Linked DNA regions of Homo sapiens: region 2 is linked to region 1. A link is a contact called in ENCODE Hi-C or POLR2A ChIA-PET data. All regions are on one chromosome and are shown on one strand. The core of a region is the stretch at or near the end of the contact, and the rest is flanking DNA. Distances in the headings are between cores, read along the strand shown.

Region 1 (4,507 bases), core at 302-2,801:
GTAATAAGATATATGTGACTGGTGTTTAAGATGGTTGAAAGATGACTGAAAACATCATGCAAAAATCACAGTCGGGCAACAAGAACTTTGCCTAAAGTAGGACCAGTAGGGAAGAAGGAAAAGGATATAAGCAAGAAGTCACAGACGCCTACAATTCTTTAAATAGGAGGGGTAACTGTTAGTGCAAATCAAGAAATAAGAAGGAACAAGCTTTGAAAGAAAATTCTAAGTTACATTTTAGATATACTGAGTGTGAGGCGGTGGAAGAACATGCAAATGAAAATATTCTGCTGGTAGTTGGAAATGTTGGACAAAAACCTGAAAGAGGCTGGAGGCTAGATTTAGACTGGAGAGTCAGATACAGAGATAAAAATCGAAGCTATGGGAGTGAATGAGATGACTGGGAGAGAAAATTTGGACAAAAAGAACATGGTCCAAGGATCTAACTTTGGAGGAAAGCCAAGGGAAGGAAAATTCTGCAAAAGGAATAGTTAGAAGGAAAGAAACAAAGCAAAAGCCAAGGGAAGAAAAAAATGTTAATTACAGCAAAGAGGTTAAGGAGGGTATGAAAAAAGCCACGGATTTAGTGATTACAAGTTTAATGAGGATCTCAAGTGTGCTATTTCAGTGGAGTAAAGACAGAGGCAAATTACAGGGGCTGAAGAGTGAATACAGAAGAATAGTGGGTGCAGACTATTTATAAAGACAAATAATCTATAAAAAGTAATTGCCTAAGGTTTGCAGGAGAGTTGCTACTTCTTGCAGGAAGGACCACCACTGCCCTTCTGTAGCTATGTGTGTTTTATACACGAGATGTGGTAATAATTCATCTTTCTGCTTTGAGTTTATTTTTTAAAGTAATGGAGATTGGCTCTGTTTCATCATCTACTCTATTGTCCAGTCTGTCCTGGGCAGTATGTGTGATGTGGTTGGCCTTAAGAGTGGATGACTGTAGAAGATATTTCCATATAGCATGAAAGTAGAAGCACCTGAGCGATTGTGGACTCCTAATTTTACTCTTAATTTTAAGAACAGTGATCTACCTACATTCTCAGAGCTAATATGAACAGCCTAGGCTAGACCCCAGCAGTCTGGTTCAGTTAGCTTCATCAGTTAAAATATGGCGTAAGTAAGGCCAATACTTTACGGCCACATAGTTTCTAAGGGAATAAAGGATTATGTGCAGTGGGAGTTAGGAAAGAAGCAGCTAGGAGTTCTCCTGGGATTCTTACCCGATGTCTTTCTTGAAACTGTTTTTCCACTTAGTTCCAACAGAAATGAGCCAAGATAATGAGAAGGGGTATCTTTCATTCTCTCCTTCAGCTGGGGACCCAAGAGGTAAAGGTAGAAGTCTTTATATGTAAATACAGAAATAGAAAACAAATAGGGTATACTGATGACAGCCATGTTCACAAAAGCCCCAGCTCACCAACACTAAAATCTTAGTTTCATTTTGAATGTGCAGGTTTGGGGTCTAAATGTAGACAGCATCTAAAAAAGGAATGATGAACATGCGGAAGTTCAACTGGACTCAAGAATCTTGAGTCTTGTCACAATGCTGCATAAAACCAGAGGACTAAACAGGCCCTCTGAGATCATTCACCCATCCTCTTCAGTTTTCTCATAAGGAAACTTAATGGGTGGTGGTGAAAAATAGAAGAAAAATTTAAGGTCTTACTTTGTGCTAGAGTTCTATATGTTATTTAATCAACTCTATGAAGTACTTATTATCTCAATTACTTTGTGCTAGAGCTTTATACATGTTATCTTAATCAACTCTATGAAGTACTTATTATCTCAATTTTAGAGAAGGAGGAAACTAGGACTGACCAAGTTTAAGAAACTTGTCCAAAGGTACCTTGTTAATCAGTGGCTTAACAGACCTGATGACTCTGTTCTGCTCAGCTGTTGTGACACTGTCCAGATGAAGATAACCCATATAAAACCTTTAGCACATGTTCTGAGACACACTAGGTGCTCAGTATATGTTAGTGACCTAAGTTAACAGTAGACCTAAGTTTAAAACCAAAGTCTCCTGAGTCCCAGGCTAGCAGTATTCACTAAATTGCCAATACTTTTATAGAGGAGGAAACCATAAAAACGGTTGAGAGATTAGCTGCCTTATAGCCTTTTTATAACAAGACATGGGGTAGGTAAAAAGATAATAAAATAGTTCCAGTTGTGTAAGTTTAGAAGAGTTTTTTTCTTTCTTTCTTTTTTTTTTTTTTTAAAGACAGGGTCTTGCTCTGTTGTCCAGGCTGGAGTGCCATGGCACAATCTCAGCTCACTGCAACCTCTGCCTCCTGGATTCAAGTGATTCTCATGCCTCAGCCTCCCGAGTGTGCCATCACGCCTGGCTAATTTTTGTAATGTTAGTAGAGATGGGGTTTTACCATGTTGGCCAGGCTGGTCTCGAATTCCTGGTCTCAAGTGATCTGCCTGCCTTGGCCTCCCAAAGTGCTGGAATTACAGGTATGAGCCACCCTGCCTGGCCAACAGCAACTATTTGTATAACTTTCTACAAACGGCGTAACTGAGGCACAGATTGGTTAGCGTCTTTTCTTTCTATAGAACATCTAGAATTTATAAACGTAACTGAGTTATGTAAAGGTAAAGAGAAAGATGTTTCTCTTATGTATAGAAAAGGAGTGTTAGGTTACTTGTTCTCCCCTTTCAAGTGAAAAACTGCTTGGAATTTAGAAATAAATTAGAGCTTAGGAATAATCATTACTTTTTTTGGTCTAGGCATTATTATCTACTTTTACCTGGAACAATAACAAGCAATTGGAAATTAGACTAGGGAAGCCATACTACAGGCAAAGAGAAAACAAAATCTAAGCTCTCTGCTGCCCTCTACACGAGATATTGTGAAATGCAATTGTCAACCTGTTTTTCAACTTTGTAATTATATTTGTAACGACATTACATAGATGACTACATAAACAATCTCTTAATTTGTGGAAAAATATGACCAGTAAAATCTGTATTTTCAGTCTTTGTACAGCCTTCATGTCTTATATTACTAAATTAAACATATATTTTAAAATGATACAAGTATATGAAAAAGATTCCACAATTCACAAGAAATATTTTAAGAACTTTTTCTAAATATAAGAAAACTACATTCCATTTTAAAACTCTAGAATTCAAGATTACAAGCATATACTCTGTATCTCACTAAAAATAGGTTAGTTAAAAATAAAATTTTAAATCTTACTAAAAAGGAAGTATTAATTGAAAAGTGGAACTTTTGAAAAACCATAGTTCCAAAATATCTAGTAATAACTTAAAAACAAAAAGAGTTACATTTGAACTGGATAAGTACGAAAGAAATTAGTAATGAAGTTATATGTGATTTGAATCTCCAAGTTTAGTACTAAGAATTTGGTTTGGGGAAAAAACATCAGTTTAGACCAATTAAGTATTATTAGACACACTTTAAATAAAATAGTCTCATAGGCTAATAAGTTTGGTATTGTCAAAACAATGGTTCTTTTGTGCGATGACAACACAAATAGCCAATCAAATGGGGTATCAGCACTGTTAGTGGTGACTTTTTATCTCAGGTAACGAATAACTTCCAGTATAACGTAAGACCACTTAGTCTTCTGTAACAAGCTGTTGAATGGGATTCCTCCCATTTTTCCCTGAACTTCAGCTTAAGGCCCCAAACTAAAGACAAAAGGATATTGTGTCTTGTGCCCAGCCTCCTGTTTTCTCAGCCCAATTTGACATTGCCATAGCAACTGGCTCCCCACAGGAGTGACCCCACAGTCCCTTGCCTCAGCTGCACTGTGTATCTCTTGCCTTCCACCCTGGGCTTCTTGGATGCTGCTGTGTGGCACATGCACATGTGTAGCCACGGGTGTGTGGGATGGACACCCGAAAGGCCACTTGTTGACTAACGGAGCACAGAAGCTGCAGGATAAAAGCTCCCCTCTTCAGTCCGTTGAGAGGAGAAGTCTGTGGTGTGTTTTACACAGCTCTTCAGAGGGTTCCAGAGAGATCTACCCCACTGCCCACAGTAGTGACAGCTTAATTAGACACTGCACGGGCCTCCTCTCTTTCACTTCTCCAGCTTGTTCCCTGGGATCATACCTCAAGAAAGACACCTGTCAATGAGTCCTCGTTTTAGGCTCTGATTTCTGGAGGGAGAACCCAGGCTAAAATATGGACACTGAGATTGGTCCTAGAGATCAGAAACACAGGATGGGACTCTGAAACAGACTCACTCACTAGTAAAATGGTGATAAGGACTACAGGTATGAATAGGGATGAGACACAGAGTAGTGAGGCAATGCCTTACATAGTAGTGGTGGCAAATGAACAAGAGAGGGGCAGTGGTAATTGTAATGATTGTAGTGTTTACTGGCTTTGGCTAATTGCTTTAAAAGATTTGAAAAAGCAGCTGACAGAACTTTCATAATGTTCTCAGCACCATGGTGGGAATAGCTAAGTGGGAGTCCCTGAAATTTCACCCCTTACACCTGGGCCAAGATGGTAAGTC
Region 2 (4,748 bases), core at 2,249-4,748, 2.0 Mb before region 1:
CAATACTGATATGAGTTTTTAAAACGTTTATATGCCTATTAAAGGTAGTAAGCCAAAAAGCACTGAGAAAATGTGTGATTTTAGAAGAAACAGAGAACTTGGGAAAATGCTGCAGCAGCTGGGGCATGACCCTTAGTCTTAGGAACTAGCTGTGCTATCTGAGAAAAAGCTTTCCCTTTTTAGCTCCTTCCCTGTCTGTCTGCTCTTGAGCCTATGAGCGTCTGTGCTGCCCTGAACATCTGCTTCGTAAGAGCCCCTTGCATTTCTTCCAACACACATTTCAGTTGGCCAGCAAGAACGGCCTTACAATGAAATGAAATTCTCATAATTTTACCTCAAAATGAAATTTTACCTCGAAATGAAATTTCAAGAGATGCCAAAACTCCCACTTCCACCCCATTTGTTCTAGAAAAGAAATATCCATTACACATTTATTTCTCGGAGTGAGTCCTGTCCAGAAGCCGGTATTGGAAACGCAGACATCCCTGTGCAAGAAGACACGCAACCATAAACACTTGAGTGTGAACGCTTCCGTCAGGGTGCGCTCTGCGGTCCTCCTGCTCGAGGGAAGGAGGGAGACTGGTGGCCTTTCAAAGGAAAGGATGCAAGGGCTGAATGGTTGCTAGGACGCCCCTGGGAAGAAACAGCTGGGATCAGCAGGAAGGCACCAGACGCTTGGCAGGAAACGACCGGCGAGAGATGGGGGAGCAAAGGCTCAGGGGCAGAACAGCAGAAGTGTTGACTCAGTGCAGGGCTGGTCCTGGCTGTCCCCAAGAGGTGACCCCTATCTTTCCATGGACTCTCTGCAGTTTCTGACTACCCCACTTCATGTAAATCCTGAGCATTTGGTGACTGAGGGCACTGTCCTCACCGTGGGGTGGACCGGGATAGGGGGGCAACCCATGGGCTCCTTGGCTGCCTCCGTGATCTCCCTGGCCCAGGGCCAGTTGTTCCTGCCGAGAGGCATAAATCAGCAGTTGTAACCTGTTGCAATGAAGGTAGAATCCACAGTTGTTTTTCCTGTAGCCCCCAGCTGGGCTTTTGCTTAATTAGGCTCAGAGGAGCCCGTGAATGATTGCGTTTGCCGAAACGCGTCACCAGAACACGCTGTTCTGATTTGGCTGCATCTGAGATTTTATGTTTGAATATTTTGCCGCCTGGCTTAAGCCAACAATATTTAAAATATTCTTCTTTAACTTGCATCTGCAATGAATGCATGGTCATATTCCTACAACCAAGTCCGGTAAGAGATGTTCCACATTCAATCCAGGTCCAGGTCTTTCAGTCTAGTCCAGGGTGGGTAGATTAGGGAGGCAGGGTAGAATACAGGGACAGTGGCAGAGGTGGGGACAACAGAGAAACCCCCAAAGAAAGGCCATCATCTAAAGGAGGTGACTGCCTGAGGTCAGGAGTTCGAGACCAGCCTGGCCAACATGACGAAACTCCATCTCTACTAAAAATACAAAAATTAGCCGGGCGTGGTGGCGCACGCCTTCAATCCTACCTACTGGGGAGGTTGAGACACGAGAATCACTTGAACCCAGGAGGCAGAGGTTGCAGTGAGCTGAGATCACGCCACTGCACTCCAGCCTAGGTGACAGCGCGAGACTCCACCTCAAAAAAATAAATAAAAATAGAAAATAAAAAAGGTGACTGGAGGGTCCCTGTGAGTGAGGCTGGGGCCCGTGAGAGTAGAGCTCAGTTCTTGGAGACTGAAGACTCATGGGAGGAACTCAGCAGGCAGAGGCCTCAGGGCGCTGCTGGGACTCTCAAACCACATTCTGCTACAGCCAGCTGCACCTGGAGGGGAAAGAGAAGTCCATTCAAATAATCAGAGATGTCCTGGGCTCATCGGGACCACTCAGCTGTTGCCTGTCCTAAGAGTACTTAGAAGAACTTGCAGTGAAATTTCCAAATAGAAGGGGGGGGGGGCGTAATTAATTATCCATCCCTTTGGGATATTGGAAAAATGCCCTCGGGTTATCCATTACCCTCTGTTAATCAGGACGGACTAGAATTCCATGATAATAAACAAGGCCCCAGATCTCACTGGTTTAAAACAGCAAATGGGCTGGGCGCGGTGGCTCATGCCTGTAATCCCAGCACTTTGGGAGGCCGAGGTGGGCAGATCACCTGAGGTCAGGAGTTCAAGACCAGCCTGACCAACATGGTGAAACCCCATCTCTACTAAAAATAAAAATAAAAAAAAATTAGCTGGGTGTGGTGCCAGATTCCTGTAGTCCCAGCTACTCGGGAGGCTGAGGCAGGAGAATCACCTGAACCCAGGAGGCAGAGTTTGCAGTGAGCCGAGATCACGCCATTGCACTCCAGCCTGGGTGACAAGAGTAAAACTCTGTCCCCCTCCCCCAAAAAAAATTAAAAAATTAAATAAAACAGCAAATGTCTGTTTCTCATTCATGCCACATGGCCATCACAGGTTAGCTGGTGTGTGCTCTGGTGAGGCACCAAGGTCCTCCCCATTCCTCCCTCCCCCCAGCCCCTGGCAACTGCTAACCTACCTTCTGTCTCTATGGATTTGCCTATTCTGGACATTGCATATAAATGGAATCATAATATGTGGCTTTTTGTGCCTGGCTCCTTTCCCTGAGCAGGGTGTTTTCAAGGTTCATTCATGTCATAACATGTCTCAACACTTCATTCCTTTTTAATGGCTGAATAATACTCCATTGTTTGAATATACCACATTTTGTTTATCCATTCATCATTTAATGGCCATTTGAATTATTCCACTTTTTTTGTCTATAATGAATAATGCTGCTGCTATGAGCAGCTTTTGTGGCATTCCATATGTTTTTGTATGTTGTATTTTCATTTTCCTTCATCTGTAAGTATTTTCAAATTTCCCTTGTGATTTTTTTTCTTTGATTCATTGGTTATTAGGAATGTATTGTTTAATTCCACATATTTGGGATTTTCTCAACTCTCTCTGCTATTGATTTTGAATTTAATGTGAAACTTTTCACAGTTGTTGATTTTGTACAAACCTACCAAGAAGTAGACATTGTGGACAATTCCACGTGACCCCCATATTGACCACCGATAGTTTCTAAGTGCTTTATGAACTTGCAGACTTGTGTTTTATTCTTCTTTCTTTTCTTTTTCTTTTTAAGAAACATATGATGCAGATACATGGGTGGGCTTATTAGTTCCTTATTTGTGTTAGAATAATGACCATCCCCAAAAGATGTCCATATCCCAGGGCCTGGAACCTGTGAATCTGTTACCTTAGATGGCAAAGGGACTTTGCAGATGTGATTGAGTTAAGGAACTTGATATGGGGAGGTTATCCCAGATTATTCAGTGGGACCCAGTGTAATCACAAGGGTCCTGATAAGAGACTGGCAGGACAGTCAGGGTGAGAAAGGAGATGCAGAGGCAAAATCAGAGGCTGTAGTGACGAGCTCTGAGGATGGAGGAGGGGGCTACCAGCTAACGAACGTAGGCGGCCTTTAGAAGCTGCAAAAGGTAAAGAAATAGCTTCTCCTTTAGAGCCTCAAGAAGGAATGAAGCTCTGCCAACAGTTTGATTTTAGCCCCAAACTCTGATCTTCAAAATTGTAAGTAAATAAATTTGTGTTATTTTAAAAGCCGCTAAATTTCTGGTAATGTGACAATAGAAAACAAATACACCAAGGAATGAATGATTTCATTTTGCAGTTTTTTTTATAATTCTAGCAGTTTGGCAAAAGAGAGTAAGGGCTAAACACCTGGCTTATGGAGTCAGATGACCTGAATCCAAACTCTGGTGAGAAGCTCTATGAATTGGGCATATTACTTAACTTGCTTAGGTTTCAATGTACATTTTTGGAAAAATGAATCCATCTCGTAAGATTGTTGTAAGGATTAAATGAGTTACTGCAGTAATACTGGTACAACAGTGTCTGGCTCACAGTAAACACTCAACAAATTTTAGTTGATTTATAGAACATGTTGTTGCACATTTCAGCAAATACTAGAGCTAGGAAGTAGAATTGTGTTGAGAATTCTGCATTGCTGTGTCCGGATTGCTGCTGTCACAGCCATATTAATTGCTTACAAATCAGAGAATGAGCATTCTGAGCAGCACGTGGTCCCAGGCTGTAGGTGTCTGCAGCGCTCAGGAAAAGCCCCGATGCTCCCCAGCAGCTGCACCTGCTCCCTTGGGAAGGAGTCTCTTTTTTGTTCCTCTTTCAGTTTCTGAAGAGAACAGAACATTTGCGCCATCTGGTTTGGGTCGTTATTTTAACCCAGTTTCATTTCCGTTTATAAAGGTATTAAATACTCCAGGCTATATTTGAAACAGTTTCAGGATCAGCATGACTGTAGTGTTCCTGGCTTAACCCTGAGAGGTTGCTGTTCCCAGTGACTATCTAGGCTGAAGCCCATGTAGGATTTGAAGAGACTGATCCAGGCTTTATGAGTGGCTGCGACCATGCTGTATGTGTGTATGTGTGTGTGTACACCGCCTAAGTGTGTTCATTTCAGCCACAGCAAGAGTTATGTTACAAGGATAGCATAGACAGCCCTGCCTATTGCAAGAGTAATGCATCAGGTGTGAAACAGATCTTTAATGCTGTGTGAAGCAGGCTCTTTTAAGGTCAGCCAGACTTTCTGGGGAAAAAGAAACTATTGCCTAACCCTTCAGGTCATGGAGACTTATGTTTTTGTGTTTTTCTCGCAGTTTTACAGTTTTAGCACCTACATTTAAGTCTTTGATCCCTTTTGTGTTCATTTTTATGGATAGTGAGA

Evidence for each region. A loop is a pair of places that touch in the nucleus more often than their neighbours do. ChIA-PET counts read pairs that join two places held with the same protein, here RNA polymerase II (POLR2A). Pooled maps may share reads with other maps.
Region 2: a loop to region 1 is called in a pooled map, with 7 times the contacts of the local background. The contact joins the promoter of LINC02642 here to the enhancer-like site in region 1. A Hi-C loop is called at or near these places in 2 of 37 single-sample maps with no recorded cell type and 4 of 50 pooled maps. POLR2A ChIA-PET finds 5 or more read pairs at or near these places in 1 of 52 experiments (activated B cell).

The regions. Positions count from the first base shown.
Region 1 is chr10:5,440,600-5,445,106 of GRCh38, reverse strand. All of the region lies in intron 3 of NET1 (neuroepithelial cell transforming 1), which reads right to left. Among named protein-coding and RNA genes, the nearest start is that of NET1, 30 kb to the right of the region's middle. RefSeq lists an enhancer at 2,684-2,853. Within about 2 kb of position 1,551, at least 3 of the 41 ENCODE cell types and tissues checked have a DNase peak (open chromatin) inside an H3K27ac peak, as active enhancers do.
Region 2 is chr10:7,471,599-7,476,346 of GRCh38, reverse strand. LINC02642 (long intergenic non-protein coding RNA 2642) reads left to right here and starts at 3,498. Exons shown (of 4, transcript NR_184109.1): 1 at 3,498-3,577. RefSeq lists enhancers at 4,050-4,149, 4,160-4,359.